Linked DNA regions of Homo sapiens: region 2 is linked to region 1. Evidence: read pairs that join two places in POLR2A ChIA-PET (ENCODE). Cell type or tissue: B cell. All regions are shown on one strand.

Region 1 (5,000 bases):
TGGAAAAACTAAAACGTTGGTAGAATTTCTCACACCTGTTGTCTTAGCCTAGGTTCTTCCAAAGAGCAGAGCTTGAGATAAGGGCTTGCAGGCAGCCAGTTTAATCTGGAAAGTGATTCCAGGAAAGCAGAGGCTGGAGAAGCATGAAACCAAGGAGTGATCACGGATCCACGGATACGTTATTGAGCTGGTTGCCACCATGGGCAGCTGCGGCTCAGTCCTGCTGAGGTCCTTAGAGGAATGATGGTGAATCCTCTCCAAACAGGAGGCTCCAGAGAAGAGCAATTTATCCATGGAGGCCTCCTTCATCTGTCAAGGGTTGCTGCATGGGCTGTTAGCTCCCTTGCCTTTCCAGGTGTGTGAATGAGTCAGTGTGGTTCATTCATGCAGATTCCTACAGTCCTACCATCTGGAGAAAGCAGAAAAGCCCGGAGACAGAGAATGAAAGATACACAATGCAACCAAAGGGAGATGCTCCCCGTTTATGGCTGTGCACACCCAGGCACCACAGTGTTGGCTAGAGTAAAAAAGCAGACCTAAGAGGGGGTGAGAAGCATGTCTTTTGTGTGCTATCCATCCTTTATGACTTACGGTTGATGTTTCTTTTCTTTTTTTTTTCTTTTCTTTTTTTTGAGACAGGGTCACTCTGTCACCCAGGCTGGAGTACGATGGCGCGATCTCAGCTCACTGCAACCTCCGCCTCCCAGGTTCAAGCGATTCTCCTGCCTCAGCCTCCCGAGTAGCTGGGATTACAGGTGCCCACCACCATGCCCGGCAAATTTTTGTATTTTTAGTAGAGACGAAGTTTCGCAATGTTGGTCAGGCTGGTCTTGAACTCCTGACCTCAGGTGATCCACCGGCCTCGGCCCCCCAAAGTGCTGGGATTACAGGTGTGAGCCACCGCACCTGGCTGGTTTTTTTTTCTTTTTAAGTTCCACGGTGCAGGTGCAGGACATGCAGTTTTGTTACATAGGTAAAGGTGTGTCATGGTGGTTTGCTGCACCTGTCAACTCATCACCTAGGTATTAAGCCCAGCATGCATTAGCTCTTTTCCCTAATGCTCTCCCCACTGTTGGCGTTTTTATCATATATGAAGATAGCTCTTTGTGATTCTAAATATCTTCATCCAGTCCTGATAGTCACACAGAAGGGTCTAAAGAAGTATCCCTCCAACTCCAAATCCTGTTCCGTGCTATCCTTGCCTCTGGCTCTGGAACTCATGCTTATCTCATTGGAGACTTTGTTCACTAAATATTTCCTACTTCCACAAATCTTCAGCTAGACTTCCATGACACCTCAAAGAAGCGTGGCTTTTTCTTTCTTTCTTTTCATTTTCTTTCTTTTTTTTTTAAAGGGTCTCGCTCTGTTGCCCAGGATGGAGTGCAGTGGTGCAATCTTGGCTCACAGCAGCCTCAACCTCACAAGCTTAAGCAATCCTCCCACCTCAGCCCCATGAGTAGCTGGAACTACAGGTGCATGCCACAATGTCCAGCTGATTTTTTTAATTTTTTGTACAGATGGAGGTTTCACTGTGCTACCCAGGCTGGTCTCGAACTCCTTGCCTCAGGTGATCTTCCCGCCTGGGCCTCCCAAAATGCTGGGATTACAAGCATGAGCCACTGTGCCCAGCACGGTTTCATTTTGTATTGGGCTTTTATGTAGCTGGTTCTAGTCCTGAGGCAAACAGGAAATGGAAAGTATTTACTTGGGATTTACCTCAGCCCACTTTCCAGATCATCAGGCCCCTGGAATTTGAGTGGCTTTCTTGCCTGCACCCCATCCATCTTGGATAGAGACCATTAAGAAAATAGAAGCAGGCCAGGCGCTGTGGCTCACACCTGTAATCTCAGCACTTTGGGAGGCTGAGGCAAGTGGATCACCTGAGGTCAGGAGTTCGAGACCAGCCTGGGCAACAGGAGATTTTGTCTCTACTAAAAATACAAAAATTAGCCAGGCGTGGTGGTGGGTGCCTATAGTCTCAGCTACTTGGGAGGCTGAGGCAGGAGAATCACTTGAACCTAGGAGGCAGAAGTTGCAGTGAGCCAAGATCATACCACTGCACTACAGCCTGGGTGACAGAGTGAGACTGTCTCAAGAAAAAAAAAAAAAGAAGAAGAAGAAAATAGAAGGTATTATGGAGTGTCTAGCTTAGCATGTTATCTCCTTCACATTGCAGGTAACCTTTAAACAGATGTGAAGGCTGAAGAGTTAGCTAGGCTAAAAGTGAGGGAAAATATTGCAGGCAAAGGGAAGGGCAGAGGCAAAAACGTGGAGACAAGAGAAAGGAGGGCACATTTGGGGAACTCATTGGTCAAACTTTCTGTTATTAGAGACAGTGCTAGGCTGTCAAGGATACTGACCACAAGGGATGTTCCCAGCTAAGCTGGAAAGAGCTGGAGGGTTAACCAAAGTGGTAGGAGGCAGACAGGGTGTCTAGACCCACACAGTCACTTTCTACTAAGGTCCTTGTCACTTCCCCTCACCAGCTTGTTCCACCTGGTTGGCCAGAATTTGGCCCAAGGCAACAGTTCCTCTAGATACTTCCTTTACCATCTGAAAGACAAAAATGTCAGCAATAAAAATGAACAGGATCTCAGAGTTCAGTTACCCAAGACTTTCTGTGAGTATCCATGTCATTGAACCCCTAAATAAGATAAAAGTGGTATTTCAAATAAGTGGGGGCGAAAATGGATTCATCAACAGAGGGCATCAGTATTACTGAATACTTAAGTAGTTTTTAATTTTATTAGGATAAATTCATGGGAGTGGGATTATTAAATAGAATAATATGAACAATTGTATGGCTTATGTTTGCCTTATTGTATTCCCAAAGAGCTGTAACATTTTATAGCATCACCACTTGGGCAGGGGTATTACCTGTTGTTGCTAATTTAGTAAGTAGAAGAGAGAGATCAAAGTTTCTCTAATTTGTGTTTGTGTAATTTATCTGTATACTTTCTTCATTTATATAAATAAATGTCTTCACTTTGGGAGGCTGAGGCGGGCAGATCACCTGAGGTCAGGAGTTCGAGACAAGCCTGGCCAACATGGTAAAACCCCGTCCCTACTAAAAATACAAAAATTAGTTGGATGTGGTGGCTCACATCTGTAGTCCCAGCTACTAGGGAGGCTGAGGCACTAGAATCACTTGAACCCGGGAGGCGGAGGTTGCGGTGAGCTGAGTTCACAGCCTGGGCGACAAGAGTGAAACTCCATCTCAAAAAAAAAAAAAAAAAAAAAACCAGCTTCAGCTTCTGGCCAGGTGTGGTGGCTCATGTCTGTAATCCCAGAACTTTGGGAGGCCAAAGCAGGCAGATCACTTGAGGCCAGGAGTTTGAGACCAGCCTGGCCAACATAACTAAACCCTGTCTCTACTAAAACAAAAAATACAAAAATTAGCCAGGTGTGGTGACACATGCCTGTAATCCCAGCTACTCAGGAGGATGAGGCAGGAGAATAGCTTGAGCCTGGAAGCCGAGATCGAACCACTGCACTCCAGCCTGGGTGACAGAGTGAGACCCTGTCTTAAAAAAAAAAAAAAATCCAGCTTCACACATTGTTGGTGTGAGCATAAACTGGTACAACTTCTTTGGAAGGAGATTCTGAAATAGCTATCAAAAATTAGAAATGAGGAAGAAAAAAAAATCCTTTGACCCAGGAACTCTAGTTTTGAGAATTTATCCTAGACATAAGCTGGAATCTGAGTAAAGATATTTGCTCAAAGTTATTTCTTTTGACATTATTAATAGTAGCAAAAGATGAGAAACAATGTTTCCCACTCAATGGGAGAGTGTTTGTTATATTACAGAACTTCCACAGAAGAATGCTACACAGCCATTTTTTTAAATGAGGTAGATTTTTATGGGCTCTGACATTAAGCAATTTACAAGTTGTAGCACTGGGGACATAAAAGTCTGTAGGTGACATACCCACTTGTGTAAAAAGAATGGAGGATGATATCCAGAGTTAGAGATTGAGATAGAGACACACACATAGAGACACTACAAAGATCATATCACAAGGAATTTACATAAGAGAACATTAATTGTAATTGTTTCTTGGGTGAAAGTAAGAGAGAAATTAGGTGTTCATTGTATACATTTTGTTACTCTGAATTTTACGATGTTATTTTTCTAGAAAATATTCAAATAAAAAATATTAGGAGAGCCGGGAGTGGTGGTTCATGCCTGTAATTCCAGCACTTTGGGAGGCAGAGACGGGAGGATCATTTAAGTCCAGGAGTTCAAAACCAGCCTAGGCAATATAGTGAGACCTCATCTCTACCAAAAATTATAAAATTGGCCAGACATGGTGGTGCAAGCCTGTCACCCCAGCTACTTAGGAGGTTGAAGTGGGAAAATTGCTTGAGCCCGGGAGGTTGAGGATGCAGCAAGTCAAGATTGTGCCACTGCACTCCAGCCTGGGTTACAGAGTGAGACCCTGTTTCAAAAAAAAAAAAAAGAAAGGAATTTTTAAAAAACATTTTTTTAAAATTTCCTTTCCTTTTTTTTCTCCCAGGTTCAAGTGATTCTCCTGCCTCAGCCTCCTGAGTAGCTGGGATTACAGGCATGAGCTACTGTGCCCGGCCAGAAAAAAATTTTTAAAAAGAAAAATATTTCCAGGTGCAGTGGCTCATGCCTGTAATCCCAGCACTTTGGGAGGCCGAGGCAGGCAGATCACCTGAGGTTAGGAGCTCCAGACCAGCTGGCCAACATGGGGAAACCCGTCTCTACTAAAAATACAAAAATTAGCCAGACGTGGTGGCACATGCCTGTAATCTCAGCTACTCAGAAGGCTGAGACAGGAGAATCGTTTGAACCTGGGGGGCGGAGGTTGCAGTGAGCCAAGATTGCACCACTGCACTCCAGCCTGGGCAACAGAGCAAGACCTCACTTAAAAAAAATTATATATATATATATACACACGTATATATATATACACACGTATATATATGTATATATATACGTGTGTATATATATATACGTGTATATATATGTGTA
Region 2 (5,000 bases), 190 kb before region 1:
AAATTGTAAAGGTTTATTTCTTCTTTGTAATCAGGTACAATTTTAAATGAACAGAAATTCTTCGTTGCTCTAAAATTTAAGAAGTTTTACCCATGAAACATATTTGTCTGGGGTTTTACGAGAAGAAAAGATCCTTGAATAATGTTTTCATTTCTTTCTCGGTTATTTGCCTATTCTGGTTTTCAATTTCTTTTTGAGACAAAATTGACAATTTTATGAGAAAATCATCCATTTCAACCAGATTTTCAAACATGTTCTCACTTATTTACATACTTTAATGTATACATACATTTAATACTTTCATTTCTGTTTTATCAAATCTTCAACATTTAACAAGTTTAACAAGTTTATGATTTTTAATCTATCTTATCACAAAGTGAGACTTGATCAAAAGGATAAGGTCAACATTAGTGTCTACCATCTCTAATTGACCTGATTTAGTGATGGAATTAGGAGATCACAGGACCTAACAGTGGGTTTTACTCAGTAACTTGACTATAAATCATAAGAAATTATTTCTAAAGCCATAAAGTGTTGAAAAAGGTATCTTTAGACAAACCAGACAAAGAGTCCTTTTGTACTGCCTGCCCAGAGACCCTGTTCAATAAAGTTAGCTATTATTATTAGCTATTATTTCTTGGCAGGTCAGAGGGTAACCTGTATCCCTTATAGAGCAGGAGAGGCTCCTCCAGACATTAATAATGATTTTAAAACCAGGTATTGAGTGCCTTCTTTGTGCCAGACATTATTCTAGGGATGGTTCAAGCAGTCTCCTATTGAATAGTTACCAAAAAAAAAAAAACCGCTTTATTTAGGTATTATTTTCTCTATTTTAAAGACATAAACTGAGGGTCACAGAACTTAAAGTTATTTTCCCAAGGTCATTGGAGCAATACATAGCAGAGACCATTTGGAATTTGACACCAGCATTTTCTGGCTCCAAAGTTTGAGTTCTTTTCTTAGCACTGCATCACAGAATTTGAGGTTTGTGTGAAGTAATGGAAATGGAAACTGTAATCACCTCATAAGGGCATGCTCTGGGTGGAAGAATGTAGAGAATTGTCAGTACATTCTTGATTATGGACCTAGGTGGAGCAATGGAAATGGCCTTAGCTACATGTACCAAGGGCTTGCTATGCACTGTGCCAAGCGCTTTCATGTAAGGGCTTTGAAATTCATTTGTCTTTTGTTTGTGAACTCTTTCTCATTTTAAATATTTTTAAAATTATCACTATAAACCTATGTGGTTGGTACTAACATCCTATTTTACATATAAGGAGACTAGGGCATAGAGAAGTCGAACGACATGCCCAAGTTTTCCTAATGAGTATCTGGGCAGAATCAAGACTCAAATTCAGGTATGTCTGATTTCAGAGTCCATACTCTTAACCACCATTGACGTGATCAATAAACTGCCACATTAACCACTTATAGCTAGAGGTGGTTAAGTCCACTGGCGATTGAGGCAGGGAATAAATTAGGTGCATTCTTTTGATGAGGCCATCTATGACTCTGAGCCACACTATAACATGCAGATTTTTATAAAGTCCAGTGTGATGGTCTCCAGGGGTTCTGTTCTGCTATGGCCTCTTGGGTTAACAGGATCTGCAATAGATTAACCATAGATACTTCCTCTCCAATGAGGCACTGGAATCTATTTTTCTACCACTTGAATCTGGACTTGGCCAGAGACTAGCTTTTTAGGACATTAGCAAACATGATACAAAGGCTTAAAAAGTGTTGGGAGATGCTCTCTTGCTCTTCTTGGAGCCTGGAAACCACCATATGAACAAGTCAGAGCTAGCCAGTTGGATGGAGGATGATGCCACATGGACGAGAGCCAAATCACACAGGCCGACAACCTGCTCGTCGTCAGTCATGTGAAAGGGGCCATCTTAGATCATCCACCCACCAGCCAACCAACCAGCTATCCACAGACACAGACAAGAACCCCTTAAACTGTGCCCAGGGAAAGTACCTCACTTGACTCACCCTAGTCCCAACCCTCAGAGACAACTCCTCTGTTTCTTGTTCTGAGATGTCACAGGAGGCTGTGTATGTGGTCAGTATTCTGAGTGCTGAATAACCTATAATGTCCATAAGTAATGCTTATGACAGTACCAGAGACCTGGTCTCTCTAAGAGGTACAAGAGACAGATGAATTGAGGATTTCCTGCCTGGTGAGATCAAGAACAAGAAGGATGACTGTGGGTGACCAGGAGCATCATCCATGAACTCTGCCACACTTTGTGGCCCTCCAATGGCGAGTGCCCATAAATGTTGTCTATTCTCATTGTTATTGAATGGTTGGCTCAGTAGCTAGGTTCACGGGACAGTGCCTGGTTCATAAAATTGCCTCAATGTGATATGATGTGAACATAGCTGTAGGATAATGCCAACAGCACAAAGCTCTACTAATATCCATAATATTGCCTGGCTCAGACTGGGCTTGGAACAGCAGAGGGTAGAGGATGCAACCAAGCACATCCTTTATCGTGGATGGAGCCTTGTCCAAGGTCACCGCCTGTGTGTTTCTGCTTCACGAACTTGCTGCACACCAGTTCCTCCAAGGTCATGCAGAAGGAGAGGGCACCCCTCCATACCTGCATGAGTATCAGGGGCAGCTAAAGGAGAGTCTGGCCAGGTGGGCAAGCAGGTGTGGCTAGGTCTTTAATCATGCCTCCAACCATGAGCAGAAAAAGGTCAATGAACTGAGTCAAGCCAGTTCAGGTGTCTGGACCAATTCATCATCCTTGGTGCCAACTGACCTTTTTGGAACTGTATCCAGAGATAGAATCATTTCAGGTAGGCTGCCAAATCCTATGCATGCTGGCTGCAGGGAGTACTTCCTGCTCTCCTCATGCTCAAGGCAATGAATGGCTGCACTCCTTCATTCATACAGAGAGGGGTCTCATGCCACTTACAGAGCCTCCACACTTCTAGGAAGGACTGCCAGGTGGCAGACAGAGAACCTGCTCATTCTTCACCCTTTCCTGGTCTGTCTGACAAGACACCTGTCCTTGCTGGCTGCTCAGCATGTGTGCACTGTTATTCATTGTCATTGTCATCATCATCATCACATATATAGCTCTTGCCATGCACCAGACACTGTCCTAAGTGCTTTTACAGATATCTATGTATTTGATACTCATAACAATGCTATCAAGTAGAAACTATTATTTAACTCATTTTTTAGCTGAGGAATCTAAGGCATAAATGGATTTAAGTTATTTGTCCAAGGTCACACAGATCTGAGGCTAGGAATGCTGGCTCCATAATCCGTGATTTTAACCAGGACACAATACCGTTTCTCTAGCTTTCCTCAGAGAAACTACCTCTTCCCCACTCTCAATCCATGGAAGGGGCACTCACGCCCTCATCTACGGTGTAGGCACAATGTATTAGTCAGGGTTCTCCAAAAAAAAATCAATAACGTGAATTGGTGTACATAATTATGGAAGCCAAGAAGTCCTACAGTCTTCCATCTGCAAGCCAGAGAACCAAGAAAGCCAGGGGTATAGTTTAGTCCAATGTTTGAAATCTGAGCCCAAAGACCTGAGAACCATAGGTGCCAATGGAGTAGGTCCTGGTCCACGTCTGAAGGACTGAGAACCTGGAGCACCAACACCCAAAGGCGGGAAAAAATTAATGTTCCAGCTCAAAAAGAGAGAGTGAATTTACCCTTCCTCTGCCTTTTTGTTCTGAGTCCTCAACAGATTAGATGGTGCCTGCCTATGTCAATGAAGGCAATTTTTCTACTCAGTCTACTGATTCAAATGATAATTTCTTGAAAACACCCTCACAGACATGCCCAGAAATCATGTATTACCAGCTATCTGGGTACCCCCCTTAGCCCAGTCAAGGTTAACTGCATGTGCAAAATTAACCATCACAAGTCCACCCTTTCTCAACTTGGCATCCATACACACCTTCTTAAATAAAGAACCTCCAAATAAAGAATAACAAGGACATAATTCCACCTGATGTGATACAATTAGACTTTGTACAACTGAAAATGCAATAATCCCCTCCCCAGAAAAGGAGATGAAGTCCTTGAGTAATGATTCCTCTTGTCCTGGTATCCTATAACTTAAATACTAAGACATAAAAATACTGATATAAAGTCAATACATCTTACGTTACATGATAAAGAACTAAAAGAGCAAAGAAAACAAAGATATTTGCTCACCATATGTATATATACACACAAACATATCCATAACAAAATAATGCCAATAATCATGCCAATCACAGTCCTTGTTTCTGTAACTGGTCACACGGTCATAGCTGGTATTTGTAACTACTTTCTTCTATTACCTATTCTGTATTCCCTTTACCTTCAGTGGGCACCTCAGCTGGTGGTGGTTCCTTACCTGGCAGGGTGACCCAAACCTTCATTCTTAAAGGGTCTGGGCCATTCATAGTTTTGCCTGTATTGAGTTGTTGTAGTTTTTCATTGATCTTAATCACAGGTAATGGTAATACTAAGAGATGTCTTTAGGGATCTCCTGTATCCAGACACATTTTTCCTTTTCTCCATTGTAGAGTAGTGTCCAATTTCCCCTTAGTAGTCCAGATCAATCACTCCAGCCAACTTCATAACTTCCTTCTTGGCCTGTTAACTCAGAGGCATGGGAACCCCAAAGTGGCTGGGTGGCAGTGTTAACTATCAATAGAATCATTGTTCTGTCTCCTGCTGGAAGTATTCCTCCCTCTGGAACTGAGACCTCCATGCTGGGAGAGCATAAAGTCATGGGAAAAGAAAGCAAAATTTTGCTGGTGGTAAAATTACTAGGGGTAATAATGAGTGGTACCACTCCCATTCCACTTCCTTGATTCCCAGATCCATAAATTTCTGGCTATCAGAGAAAAAGCACCATATACTAGATGCTGATTCAGAGCATATATAGCCTTCTGGAGAATCTTGCCCAGGCATGCAAGGTATTGCTACCTAGCTGGCAACATAACTGACTCTTCAAAAGGCCATTCCACCATTCTAT

What was found. Peaks named below come from ENCODE experiments on the same cell type or tissue, not always from the same donor. Only the 100,000 strongest peaks of a DNase experiment are listed, where the experiment ranks them.
Region 2: POLR2A ChIA-PET joins it to region 1 with 10 read pairs; 3 of 35 experiments call an interaction of 5 or more read pairs at or near these places.

The regions. Positions count from the first base shown.
Region 1 is chr16:23,804,676-23,809,675 of GRCh38, reverse strand. No RefSeq gene overlaps it. Among named protein-coding and RNA genes, the nearest start is that of PRKCB, 29 kb to the left of the region's middle. In B cell, no CTCF peak of the experiment used is centred here; a DNase peak (open chromatin) is centred at 2,485; H3K27ac peaks cover 2,095 bases.
Region 2 is chr16:23,996,792-24,001,791 of GRCh38, reverse strand. The region is part of intron 3 of PRKCB (protein kinase C beta); the gene reads right to left. Among named protein-coding and RNA genes, the nearest start is that of PRKCB, 160 kb to the right of the region's middle. RefSeq lists an enhancer at 1,717-1,786. In B cell, no CTCF peak of the experiment used is centred here; no DNase peak of the experiment used is centred here; H3K27ac peaks cover 1,748 bases.